2 separate regions of the Homo sapiens genome follow, and region 1 is linked to region 2. The links are chromatin contacts, found by Hi-C or POLR2A ChIA-PET in ENCODE. All regions are on one chromosome and are shown on one strand. The core of a region is the stretch at or near the end of the contact, and the rest is flanking DNA. Distances in the headings are between cores, read along the strand shown. Region 1 overlaps WAKMAR2 (wound and keratinocyte migration associated lncRNA 2). Region 2 has its middle 7.2 kb from the start of LINC02539.

Region 1 (7,027 bases), core at 3,997-6,496, 100 kb before region 2:
GATGTCAGAGGACCTCATTCCTACAAGAACTGGGAGAGCAAATCTGGGACTTATTCTTGGAGGAAGTGGAATATTTAGGGTTTTAGGAAGGCAGATACTTGGACAAAAAAACTGACTCACTGGGGTGTAAGGGGAAGGCTTGTTTCTAGAAACTATATGTCTGTTTTGCTTATTGCTATATTGTTTCCAAGAGGAGGCCCTCTGCTTGGCACATGGGAGGTAATTAAGTGTTTGTTGAGTGAATAAATGAGGCATAAGGCAGACACCCAGTTTCAGAATGTAGGGCACGTGGTGAAAGCAGGTCTCTGAGTGGGGTTGACTTGATGCCGACTCACCTGAGCAATGACTAAGGACATGGTTATTGCAGAGCCTCGGGTGGGGCTGAAGCTGCAGGTGGCATGTGCAGTGTCTGGGTGCAGGGCATATGTGGGAGAAATTAGGAGGATGAGGAGTAGGCAGGAAGCTCCTTACTCATTCTATGACAGCTTTACACATTATTGATCTTCACTTTTGATCAAATATAATGAAAATGTTTCCTGACTTTCCATGGAACTTCTTACTAAGGAAGTCACATGTCCCAAATGCCCAGGATTCACAATCTTATGAGCTACCATTTAGTTTCCATTTATTTGCTTGCTATGTGGCTGGTACTGTGATGAGTTCAGTATAGTCAATATCTCTATTCCTCCCCGTAATCCTTAGAGGTACTACTTTGCTTATAAAGTCCCAGCTGCTGCTGCTGCTGGTGGTATCTGCACCACATGTGGAGAAGCAAGAATCTACAGCAGGGTTGGCCAGATAGTAAATATTTCCAGCTTTGTGGGCCATATGGTCTCTGTCACATCTCTTCATCTCTGCCACTGAAGTTCGAAGGCAGCCATAGATAATACATGGATAAATGAGTGTGGCTGTGTTCCAAGAGAACTTTATTTATGGACACTGAAAATTGAGTTTCATATAATTTTCATATGGCACAAAGTATTTTTTAATTTTTTTCAACCATTGAATATGTAAAAAAATTAGTTAATGGGCCATAGTTCCCTGACCCCCAGTCTAGAAAATTCAGTGGCCTTGATCCCAAAGTGTTGAAGAGCATCCCAAAGAGGATAGCCCAGGTTCTGAGATTTTGTGAAACCACCACCAACCAAAACAGGTGGCAGGCAGGTGACTAACATGAGGGAGCACCTCATCTAGAGCGTGGGGCCAGATTTGCCTGTGACAGCCTTTGTCACTTCCAGCAGGGTGACACAACAAAGTTTTTAATGTCTTAGTACCTTAATTTCCTCATGTCCAAAGTGAGGCTAAAAACAGGGTGATTGTGACAAGAAAAAGAAATTAGTTAATGCAGGGAAAGCGTTTGTGATACCTGACAGAGATGAATTACAAGGTTAGACTTACAATCTTAGCATCACTGACTGAAGCAGGCTGTGAGGACAAGAGTCCCTCAGAACCTGACTGGACCTCAGAGCCAACCCACTCAAAGATGACCTGAGAGAGAATTTGCTGATCGCTACACTGCAGTTGTCAACAGTCATACAATTTTGAGGACAATTCTTTGAGGAATTCAGAATGAAGTTCAGTTCTATAAAGGGCAGGTAAGGTCAGTGCAGAGTTCTTATGAAGATGCCTTTATAGGGCAGGCAGCAGAAACCCTCAGGAGAACTGTTGGCAAGGCACAAGGACACGGTTGGTATTAAAGTAATCAGAGCAATGAATATAGCTGACAGTTATATAGCATTTATTAATATCCTCTGCTTGGCAATGGTCTAGTGTTTTCTAAGCAGAAAATATGTAGGTTTAGTTTACCCCCATGATCACTTTGTAAAGTAAGCACTATTATTAAACCCATTTAATAGATAAGGCAACTGAGACTGAGAGGGTAAATAATATGCCCAAAGCCATGCTTTCTTTAAGTGGCAGCACAATCTGGCTGCTGCATCCTTGTTCTTAGTCTCCAGGCTGACAGTCTTTACCCCAGGCTCTCTAGGTCCTCGGATAAAATTAGCTTGGCCAGACTTGGGGACGGTGGGATCAGGGATTTCCTTCCAGGGAGCAAATGGGGCTCTGGGGATTTGCAATACTTTTATGTCACTAGGTTATGACGGGTAGCAAATATGATTCATGTGCAAATGGAAATAACAGTTTTTGCCTTTGTATTTCACATTTACTAACCTCTCTAGCCAGAGTCCTGGTCTAGTCACACAGCATACTGTACAAGTTCAGACTGTATCCTGCATTTTGATGTAGATTCATTTTCAGAAGCGGGTAGGGGTGGCACACATATTTTTGTCTCTTTTCTGTGTGGGTGATGACCCTGGCCTCATATGTGGACTGTGCACAGACAATATGAAACAGAAAGGTGCCCGTTATGGATCAGAAGGAAATGCCACTTGAACCAGGGCTCCTGAAATTAGTGCCTCTGATTACTTGGATCCTATGAGTCTATAGAAAACTTTGGGTGATTCCCCACATCATGACTGTTGTTTTTTCCCATCAGTAATCTAAAAAGAGTTTTAGACTTTTTTTTTCTGTTTTATCTAGCAATTAAACAGATCTTCTAAAACTGGATTTGGGAAAGGAATTTTTAATAAGGGTATTCCCAACTGCATATACCTCAGAGGATTTGCACTGGAAAATTGGTCTCACTCTATGCCCATATTTGGGAGCTTCCTCATTTGTGAGATCAGATTTCCTGGATATTCCAGAATTGCCTCCACCACGTTTTTTTTTTTATTTTGTTTTTTTTTTTACTTGCAAAAGGGACACGGAACCTTGAAATGTTATGTTACCTTTTCTCAAAGGATAAAGAATGATATATGAACTGCCTATCTTTGTATACAAACTGTGTTCATAAGCTTTGACCACCATCCAGTGTTATTTCTCTTGGTTAAGCAAAATAATCTCACATTCTCTAAATTTTCCAAGGACTTTTTTTCAGCTGATTAGTGACTATGAGCCTGTACATTATTTCCTAAGGAGTTATAGATATGTCTTGGATTCTAGCCCTGCACATAATTAATATTTTTATGAATATAATGATAGTGAGCCCTTAACCACACACACGTAACTAACTGTCATTTGTTACGTAGATTTCCTTTCTGTTTTCTTTTTTATGGATTTAATACATAGAGGTTTTTTTTTTTTTAAATGAAAACTGTTTTCGTTTTATAAGAAATATGCCTTCAGCGATTCAAAGACAGAGCTTGCCTAATTTCTATGGGATATACAGCCAAGAAAATCACTGGAAATAGTTGTTTAAATAAGAGTCACACACAAAAAAGTCCTGAATTGCCTTAAACATACTTTGTAATAATGTCTTCATATGTTATGAGAGTCACTGCAGTCAGTTAGAAAAATACACAGAATACCAGGAATTCCTATCCCTAGTCCAGCCTCACTTGTAAATATCATATGACCTCAAATAACTGACTTGGGAGAGATCCTTATGGCAGTAAATGTATTCTAGAAAGGGATTGTTTATAATTCATCCCAAACATATCCCATTAACTATATACTCGCAGGAGACTAGGGGAAAAAACAAGAAAAGCAATGCTAAAATATATTTTCCAAAATATGTTAAATTTCAGCCGGGCCTGGTGGCTTACGTCTGTAATCCCAGCATTTGGGGAGGCCAAGGCGGTGGATCACATGAGGTCAGGAGTTTCAGACCATCCTGTCTCGAATTCCTGACTCATGGCAAAACCCCATCTCTACTAAAAAATATAAAAATTAGCCAGGCACGGTGGTGGGTGCCTGTAATCCCAGCTACTGGGGAGGCTGAAGCAGGAGAATTGCTTGAACCCAGGAGGTGGAGGTTGCAGTGAGCTGAGATCGCGCCACTGCACTCCAGCCTGGGAGACAGAGTGAGACTCTGTCTCAAAAAAAAAATTAATTAAAATAAAATAAATAAATAGAAACAAAATATATTGAATTTGAAAAGAAATTCTTAAGGTAAAATGATTTCTCAAGGTGTTTGGACATTCAGTAAACAGATAACCTGACCAGCATCATAGTCTGGGGGAAGACAAGGGTGATCTACATTATTTTAGGTTCCCCTTGGTTTGATGAGGAATTTATTATCTATTATGAGACGTGTATAACTCCCAAGAATCTATACTGAACAATCCAGGACAGTATACATTGAGAACTATGTTGTGGTTCTCTGGGGCTATAGGAATTCAAAGGAGCCTAAAACAACTAGGCAAGAAACGGCCAGAGGCTGAAGCTCCAGGGAGGAACTGAGAGTTGAGGTCGGTCTTAAGTGACAGGGACAATGCCCAGTGTGTTCTGGAGAAAGGTGAGGGCCTTCCAAGAAAGGGAGGCACTGTGGGCCAAGTCATGGAGGTGGGAAAATGAGCCCGATAGGTTAATGGAAGCATGAAAGAACTAGCCTTCCATGAGCAGAAGTGAGCCGGGGCCCAGACACATTCTAAAGGCCACTGCAAGTCTGTGGGGGGACTTCAGTTGCAGCAGGGAAGGGAAATGGAGTCTCTGAAAATTTTAAGCATGAGTCCTGTGATAAAAATGGTGTTTAAAGAAGATTGATCTGGCAGCGAGGTACTCCGGGAGAGACTGAGAGATTGTCCTTTGGGTAGCAGCAGCCTATATATTTATATGCTGTAGAGTCTTAATTTGAGAGATTAGCTGTTTCACCATCCAGTGAACCATTTACCTTCACATTCACTTACACATTTAATCTAACATTTTAAATGTATTTCTGGAATATTAGTTCAATATTTTATATCAAAATACCGCATACATTGCATTGTGCCACTTCCAATCCTCACAGACCAAGGGTAGGTAAAAATGCATCAGTGGGTCCTCTATTAGGGACTGAGTTGTATTAATAGACAAGGCAGGTAGGGTGTCTGCCCTCAAAAAGCTTATCCACTGAGATTGGCCATAAGCAAATCATTACACCATACTGAGTTACAATTGTGGTAAATGCTAAGAAGTACTAGGTAATAGGGGGAAGTTTGACAGAGGGTTCTAACACAGACTTAAGGCCCGACGATTTGGGGAAAGTCTTCTTGGGGAAGTGATATTCAAAATGAGATCTGATTGGAGTGGAAGAAGGTAGAGCAGAAGCTGAAGGGTGTTAGAAATTCTGAGAAGAGGAAATTGCACTTGTGAGGGCCCTGGGGTGAAACAAAGTCCAGGGCATTCAAGGAACTGAAAGAAGGCCCACTGGGCTGGAGTGGGGAGGCTGGACCAGGGCCGCAGGAAGAGAGGCTGGCGGGAGGCAGATGGCACCCGGCCTCATAGACCGCAGGAAGGGCTTTCAGGATATATCTCCATCTTCCTCAGAGGGTGCCCTCCACCCTCCCCTGCCATGAGTCACAGTGACTTCCTCATCCATGCTTACTGTCCTCTCTGATCAAATTCTCAAATCTAACTTCAGACACTACCCGAGCCACATTAGTGCAAGTAGCCCCCTTGGAGCACAGCCACATCTTAGAACTCAAGGTCAACTGAAAGCACTCTACCTCTGGCATCCTACATGTTGCGATTCTCTATCCTGACCATAGCCACTTATCCCTACGTCTCCCACTGAACTTCTGTTTGACCTCAGAAACACCTTCTGTTCCCTTCACTGTCCCGGAACTCTTTACTAGGCTTTCCTCTGGCTCCTCATCTATCCTGGCACAGAGCTCAAGCTCAGTGACATTGAGCTGCACCGTCACTGGTGCCTGATAGTTCTCTTTCTGCTTGACCTTCTACCACTCTCACATTCCCGCACTTTGCTCTAGAGGAAAGATGAACCTGTTTTCTCTGCTTCACTCCTAAGCTCTGCTGGGAAGCTTAGGTCACCTCCTGGTGATGTTACTACTGATTCATGCGGCTAACTTCAACTTGACCCTCGTACCATTTGATAACCACTTATGATTGATTGTTTATTTCATTCCTCTTAACCACTTTTACATTTCAAACTTTATCATCCTAACTCCCAACTAGGTTCCCCCTCTACATTTGTTTTCTATCTTAGGGATGGGCACTCCATCCTTGATTTCCCCATGCCACGAACCCGGGAGTCTTCTGGACTCCTCCTTCCTCACCCTTACATTCAGACGGAAGCCAAATCTCATTAATTGTATCAATTAAGCCCCTCTCTTTTCAGTTTCCTTTTCTCTATCCAATAGTTGTTTCCCAAACTCAAACTGTCATTGCTTTTCTTGCTTCTCATCAGGAATTCTTCCAATTCTTCCTCCACATGGCCTCAGATGTGAAATCTTTGATTTAAACTCATCAATGACTTCCATTCCTGTAGGAGGAAAGTCCAGCCTCCTTATACAGAAAACAGGACCTCTGTAGCCTGGCCGTCACTCACCTCTCCAATTTTTTTGCCCAGGCATGCCACCTCCTTCTCCTACCCCAATTCTCCCCTTGAACCTTACACACTAGCGGTTCAAACTTGCCCTCCCTCTAACCCACTATGCTACTGGCTGCCTCTGGACATGGTGCTCCCTCTGGCCAGAGTGTTCCCACCCAGGTTACTCTTTACATACTTGAAATATTTGCGATTCAGTACACAAGTTACAAGAAGCCTCCTCTGAACCGCCTTCCCTCCCTCCTCCATAGGTTGTCCTGATCACTCCTTCCTCTGTGCTCCACTCCACCCAGTGGATATTTCTATTAGAGCACTTATTATACTTAGTTGTAATAATTTGTTTTCAAATCTCTCTCCTTTAAAGCCATTATGCACTCCTTGAAAACGGGTTTCTGTGTTATTCGACTTTGCACGCTTGGTGCCCAGCACAGCTCCTGGCCTGCAGCAGCCACTCGAAGATGTCACCAGACCAAAGGACAATCTCTGGCTTGGTGAATGATCTCATGGTCTACCTTACTGAGATGAACTCCTCTGAAGGGGTGGGTTGCCCCTCCACACCTGTGGGTGTTTCTCGTTAGGTGGAACGAGAGACTTGGAAAAGAAAAAGACACAAAGTATAGATAAAGAAATAAGGGGACCCAGGGAACCAGCGTTCAGCATATGGAGGATCCCGCCAGCCTCTGAGTTCCCTTAGTATTT
Region 2 (6,816 bases), core at 2,037-4,536:
GAAAGGGAGGACTTTGAGGGGAGATATTTTTTGTTTGGTTTGCTTTTTTCCTTTTTTACACAAACCAAATACAGTAAGGCAGGCTAAACAATTAACTTAAATGTCCCTTTGAGATCATGTTCCTTCTGATAATATAAAGCAGCCTGATTCATTTACTTTCACCTTGATGCTTATGTTTGCACAAGTAATAAAATGAAGTTATTGGTGTTCTTTAGCTATTCTTATCCGTAATTGCAACAACCACTATTTTTAAACTTACATTTTCCCGTAAGTTTTGGAACACTTTTTAACCAAATACCAAGTAAAATTATAGTAAGTTGGAAGTTTTGAAGCTTGCTTATAAATAACATTAAGTTTTAAAGAGTTGCTTTTACTTTATTGTATATATTTTCAGTGTACAATTAAAGTACTTATCTTTGATAAATACAGTATTCAAGACAGTAGCATGTAATGTATTTTTGACATTTGAATCCTTGCAGAGTAATTTTCTGCATTACTTTTGCTCCTTTGAGAATTGAATACAGGCAGCCTTTGCTTTGCACAGTGCTGTGTTAACTGAAACTCATTTGTATCAGAAGTGTGCAAAGCAAGGGCTGCTGTATGCTTTTCTGTTTGTATTAACTTATCAGGATTCAAACATCACTTTTGGGAGACTGGAATAACTTTGTCTTCTGATTGCATTGGCACTTTCCTCTACAATTGAGAAGCTATTTGGGTTGTCTTTATCAGACTTACATTGCCTCTGTGAATATCAGCCTTGATCTACTCCAAGTGCAGGACAAACACAAAGAACTCTCTGCACAGTTCATTACTCCATTAGGTGGTTCAGATGCAATTCCAGCCCTTAGTCAGGTTCTTTCCAGTGTCCTCAAACACAGTAAGGAGAGTGCTCTAAGTGACTCTTTGTGTCTCACACAATCTCTTGGGTTCCCAGGTCACTGGTGTAGTAGCCAGCTGCATCCAAGAAGCCAGGTGAGCCTGTGCCACCAATCACAGATACTCCTTACCAACCATCTGCCAACCCATGCCAGCCCTGCTGCCCATGGATGTGCGGCTGTCCATGTGCCACGCCCACCCCCACCCCCCAGTCCTCATGTCCCTGTCTCCTTGTAGTCTATTCATCTGTGCTGAGAAAAATGGGTGATACTATTAGTATGTACCTCATAGGGTTATTGTAAGGATGGAATTAAATGCCCACAATGCAATGGTATTTTCCAGGAACATAGTAAATTTTCAATACATGTTAGCAATTATCATTGCTGTTTTGCATGACCACAGGAAGTAATTTGTGGGGCTTGTAGCCACAGTCTCATAAAGCCTTAATTTTTACTTTTCAAGAGCAATTTAAAGCTTTCATTCTAATCTGATCTGGGCTACTGTATTAGTTTCCTACTGGTACAGTAAAACGTACCTTAAACATAGTAGATTGAAATAGCACACATTTATTATCTTACAGTTCTGGAGGTCAGAAGTCCTGAAATCAAGGTAGTAGACAGGGCTACTTTCCATTTGGAGGTTCTGGGGAAGACTCCACCTCCTTACATGTTCTAGCTTCTAGAGGCTGCAGCAGTCCTTGGTTCCTGGCTCCTTTCTCCATCTTCAAAGCCAGCAGTGTAGTGTCTTCAAATCTTTTTCTCTCTCTTTGGCCTCAGCTTTTGTCATGACATTTCCCTCTGTGACTTTGATACTCCTGCTTCCCTCTTCTAAGAAAACTTGCAATGCTATTGGGTCTACTTACATCATCCAGGATCATCTCCCCATCTCTTCATAACAAGATCATGGGTTTTAGGGATTAGGATGTGGACATAATTGGGGGTCCTTTATTCCGTCTGCCACCGCCAATTTTAAAATTTAATTTTATTTCTCATCTTCAGTAAAATCTAAAGACTGGGTAACACTGATATTTTGAAGTTAGGTGACTCAGAATCATCAATTAATTATTCCCAGGAATTATTTATATAATATCATGTGTCAGAAATGTCCACAAAAAAACTCTGACAGACATTATGAGTTGGCTGATTCAGCAACTAATTTTAACCTTCTTCTCCATTTCCTCTACTTAAAAGTCCATCCTTCCTTGGAGTGGCTAATTGACAGCTCTTACCAATGAGATGGAAGTAAAAATCTGTTGGAGAGTTTTTGAAAACTTTGCTTTCATCATTTTTTTTTTTTTTTTTGAGATGGAGTCTTGCTCTGTCGCCCAGGCTGGAGTGCAGTGGCATGATCTCCACTCATTGCAAGCTCCGCCTCCCAGGTTCACACCATTCTCCTGCGTCAGCCTCCTGAGTAGCTGGGACTACAGGCGCCCGCCACCACGCCTGGCTAATTTTTTCTTGTATTTTTAGTACAGACGGGGTTTCACCGTGTTAGCCAGGGTGGTCTCGATCTCCTGACCTCATGATCCACTCACCTCGGCCTCCCGAAGTGCTGGGATTACAGGCGTGAGCCACCGTGCCCGGCCTTGCTTTCATCATTAAAGAAGACATACATCTTCCCTTTTGTGGACACAAGCCTGATCATTGGAGCTTCAGCAGCTATCTGGTAATAATGAGAGAAAGGCCAAGCCCAGGGAATTACAGAGACATTGGCCCTGCCATTACTGAGTAACTGAACCAACTCCAGCAACTACCCAAGAAACTTCCTGTTGTGAGAGAATAAGCAAACTTATATCTATTCTAACTCTTGTATTTAGCTTCTCTGTTACTTGCAGCTGAATAAATATAGCATTTAAAAAAATTACCTTACGTAATTATAAGTGCTTCATCCCAAAGAGACGACGTGTAGGTCTGACAATAGCGGGAATAAATACTGATAATATTTTAATAGATAATGACTTGATTCTATTATTTAATACTTTTTAGACTAATAGATAATTTTTAGATATTAATGGAAAAACCTCTACTTGAGTCAAAGCAGTAACTTCAAAGAACCAGAAATAAATTGTTGGCTAATGCAGGCTGGTCTAGGAAACGTTGCCAAGTATTTAAAAAGGAAAAAATCTCCCCTTTTTATGTTTAACCCAACCCCTACTTGTCCTTAAAAACCTTATTTCTATAATAAAATATATTTTTCTGCCTTTGTTTACACTAGACTTGGTTTACTTATTCTCTCATCATTGTTTTTCCTTGGGTCATTGACTTTTGTTCCTTTCAGTTTTGAAATGTCAAGGTTCTGTATCACTGCAGAAACAAAAACCTTTGTTTTTAAAGTATAAAATGCTTCCCTGAGAGGGGCTTTCCAAAAGAATTGAATGGTGCAGTCAGCGGCGCAAATTATAGGGAAACCCCTTAACTTCTACTGTTCCCCCAAACAGCAGCCAGCTTCCAGAAAGCATTGACTGCAGACTCAATAGAGGAATATGCACACCTTCTGACTTCTAAAAACATTTACAATAAGTCAGAAGGCTGAGTAGTTAACAGCATACATGTAGAATTATGAAGAATTTGAGATGCTTAAGTGAGAACCAGGAAAAGAAAAGAGAACGTAAGAGAGAGAGAGGTCCAGTTGTCAGCCAATCTTGACAAAAGCTTTGATCATCAGAGAAAGTCTATAATCCTGTCTAAAACATGTTCATTAAATTACAAAAACTATTCCCAATGTAATTCCTGTAATACTAGGAAACACATGAAAAATTTTGTAATTTCATGTATTTCAGCCCCATTTATTATATGAGCACATAAGAGATATTCATATATATATTTAATATTTTAAAGATATATATGAATTCTACAAAGCACTATCCAGATTTACAAAGATTTTGCAAAGCACTATCAATGTAAACAGTGTTTTAAGGATGAAAAAGCAAACCACATTAAATGGATACATCAATTCTCACAGAGCTGAATTTTAGAAAGATTAGAACTGTGAGAGGTGAGAATTTTAGTCTAGAGGGAAAATGGTTGTTCTTATTGTTCTACCAGAGAGATCGAAGCTCAGATTTCTCATTTCAAATGTGAGAAATGTGAGCTATAGTGGAGGTGGGGGGCTGTAGTTGGGGAGAAGTTGCTGGGAAAAAATGCCAAGAGAATTGTGAGAAAAGAAAGATCACAACTTGGCTAAGATTTATACCAGATTGAGGACTTGAGTATCTTTAGCAAATTGTAAGTATTTCATGAATAGTTTTACTCATCCCAGTTTATTTGAAGATGAACGGGACCTGCCTTTAGCAATATTGTGAAATAGGTGAAGAGTCATTATAGCTTATGGAAAAGCTCCCAGGAACATCAGGAGCATGAGTTTAGGTTCTAACTTTGCAATGAATATGTGATATGACAGGGGCACATTCTCTAAACTTGCAATATGCTCTTTTCCAAAATTAGCATTGAAGGAGGGTTGATCTCCCATGACATATCTGAGCAGTTGGGAGCACAGAGTTGTATTTCTTTGGAATTATCCAGTGAGTTGGGAGCAGGGCTAGGCTGGGGGTACTTTTCCCATTTTAGCAGAGTGGCCTCAGGGCCTTGGCTGGCACAATGCAACCTCGGGGGCAGAGTGAGAAGCAACACTGGAGGCAGGAGCTGGCACCTGCTACCCACTGACAAGGTTTATACTCCTTAATAACAGCCCTCTATGCAAAGGGGCTGCAAGAGGAGGGAGGGTAAAAACCACCAAGGCCACAAAGACCATGCAGCGGCTGAAAGTGCAGAAGCACCTCCACTTTCAAATCTGCAGGATGACAGATGGTGAAAGTCAAGTGTTCATTTAGCCATTGGCCCTTAGCTTCCTGCCCATTCCTACATTCATGATGACATGGACACACTAATAAGCACTATTAACCCGGTCAAGTCTGGTAAGTGATAGAGCAGTGGGTAAGAAGAGGTTAACGATTACAAAATGACCCAAATGTGAGATAATATAATAAAGTGGGAGAGACAGAGAGAGAGAAAGCCTGCTGGAAATGCAAATGGAATGAACCTTAAAACAGTGAAAAGTATTTTGAAGACTAAAAGTCTATCACACAGCAAATCAAATCGCATCCTGTGCAATGTAATCAACAATAATCACATGCTTTTTACTTACAAATAAATACTCGGGAACAATCTTTTAAAACCTAACCTAATCTTAAAGATAGGAACTTTTTTCCTTATTCTAGAGTGGTGTTTTTCAAAATGCAGGTCACAAATAATCAGTGGGTCATAAAATCAATGAGTGGGTCATGACTAGCATTTTTTCTTTTCTATGGTAGATCAAGTAGAATACAAAATATCTGATCGCAACACACAAAGTAAGTTTTGTGAAACATTTCAGTTGTGTGTGTGTGTGTGTGTGTGTGCACTGGGAGATGAGGCAGAGAATCTTTCTTACTGTGGGTAGCTGTCAATAAAAAGGTAAAAAATGATCCTTGTGAGACATTAGGTGGGACTTCTAGAAATGTGGGGACATATTTTGTGTTATGGATTGAAATGTCTCCCAAAAACGTAGTTAAAATCTTAAGTCCAGTTACCTGTGAATGTGACTTTATTCAGAAACAGTCTTTGAAGACCTAATACAGATAAATATATTCAATAACAATTTAAACGTAATGCAAATTTTGCATTTGCATATGTGCTATTGATTCTGGAAGAAATACTAAGTGAACGCATTAAAAACTGCACTCAGGTGAACCAAACTGTATAGAAAAACTCAAATTATTCACACAAGCACACCTCAAAACATCCACCAGCTAACCTCGGTTCACCCTGTTACGAGCTACACCTATTCATGTCTGTTGGTGTAACTTCCCCACTGATTTCAGAAAACCTTCCTTCCACCACTTTACACTAACTCATAAGCTGCAATCCTTCCCAAGCAAATTTCCGGTCTTTGTCAAGGTAGACTATGAGATTTACTGTAGTATTTATTCATTTTTTAACCATTTAATATGTATGAAACTGTGCCATTCTTTTTATCAGGTTATCTCCTTTCTTTCTTTCTTTTTTTTAATTTTGAGATAAGATCTCTCTCCTTCACCCAGGCTGGAGTGCAGTGACTCAGTCACAGCTCACTGTAGCTTCGACATCCCAGGCTCAGGTGATTCTGCCACCTCAGCCTCCTGAGTAGTTGGGACTCCAGGGGCATGCCACCACACCCGGCTAATTTTCTGCATTTTTTTTTTAATAGATTCAGGATTTCACCATGTTGCCCAGGCTGGTCTTGAACTTCTGAGCTCAAGTGATTTGCCTGCCCCGGCTTCCCAAAGTGCTGGGATTACAGGTGGGAGCCACCATGCCCGGCCAGTTGCTGACATTTTTAAGTGTTGTGCCCCAATCACATTTTTTGCATAAGACCTTTGGTTGTTACCGTGTGTATTTTGCATGGCACAGAGTTTTTTTTTTTTTTTTTTTTTTTTTTACAAACACTATGTTATATGAGAGCAGAACAGACTGGATGAGATCATTCAGTGGGTGAGTGTAGATACAGAAGAGGCCAAGGGTTGCATCCAGGGACACATCAACTATAACAGGCCTAGGAGAAGAGGAGCCAGCAAAGGAGCTGTCTGGTGAGATAGGAGGAAACCCAGGAGACCATGGTGTTCTGGAAGTAAAGTGAAGAAAGTTCAAAGAAGGCTTGAATGCCCACATCTGGCTCTGCAGAGAGACCAAGAAAAAGAAGAGGACTCACTGCGAAGTGACCACTGAATTAGTACTATGGTGGTCTTGAATAATTTTAATAAGTTCGATTTCAGTGGAAGGGCAGGGATAAGCCTAACTGGAGAGAATTTAATAGAAAAAAGAAAAAGAATAATACATTTAAAAAATAATCATGGAATACGTTTGATTTTGATACATGTCTTTTTCAAATAAGCTTTGTCATTAAGTGCATATTTATGTCTTCTTT

The links. Hi-C counts contacts between places; a loop is a spot of excess contacts on that map. ChIA-PET counts read pairs that join two places held with the same protein, here RNA polymerase II (POLR2A). Pooled maps may share reads with other maps.
Region 1: a pooled map shows a loop between it and region 2 (1.9-fold over the local background). The contact joins two enhancer-like sites. A Hi-C loop is called at or near these places in 4 of 50 pooled maps. POLR2A ChIA-PET finds 5 or more read pairs at or near these places in 2 of 52 experiments (OCI-LY7 and activated T-cell).

Annotation. Positions count from the first base shown.
Region 1 is chr6:137,845,175-137,852,201 of GRCh38, reverse strand. The region is part of intron 3 of WAKMAR2 (wound and keratinocyte migration associated lncRNA 2); the gene reads left to right. Among named protein-coding and RNA genes, the nearest start is that of TNFAIP3, 19 kb to the left of the region's middle. RefSeq lists an enhancer at 2,220-2,299. Within about 2 kb of position 5,246, at least 5 of the 41 ENCODE cell types and tissues checked have a DNase peak (open chromatin) inside an H3K27ac peak, as active enhancers do.
Region 2 is chr6:137,742,866-137,749,681 of GRCh38, reverse strand. No RefSeq gene overlaps it. Among named protein-coding and RNA genes, the nearest start is that of LINC02539, 7.2 kb to the right of the region's middle. RefSeq lists a silencer at 4,581-4,640. Within about 2 kb of position 3,286, at least 2 of the 41 ENCODE cell types and tissues checked have a DNase peak (open chromatin) inside an H3K27ac peak, as active enhancers do.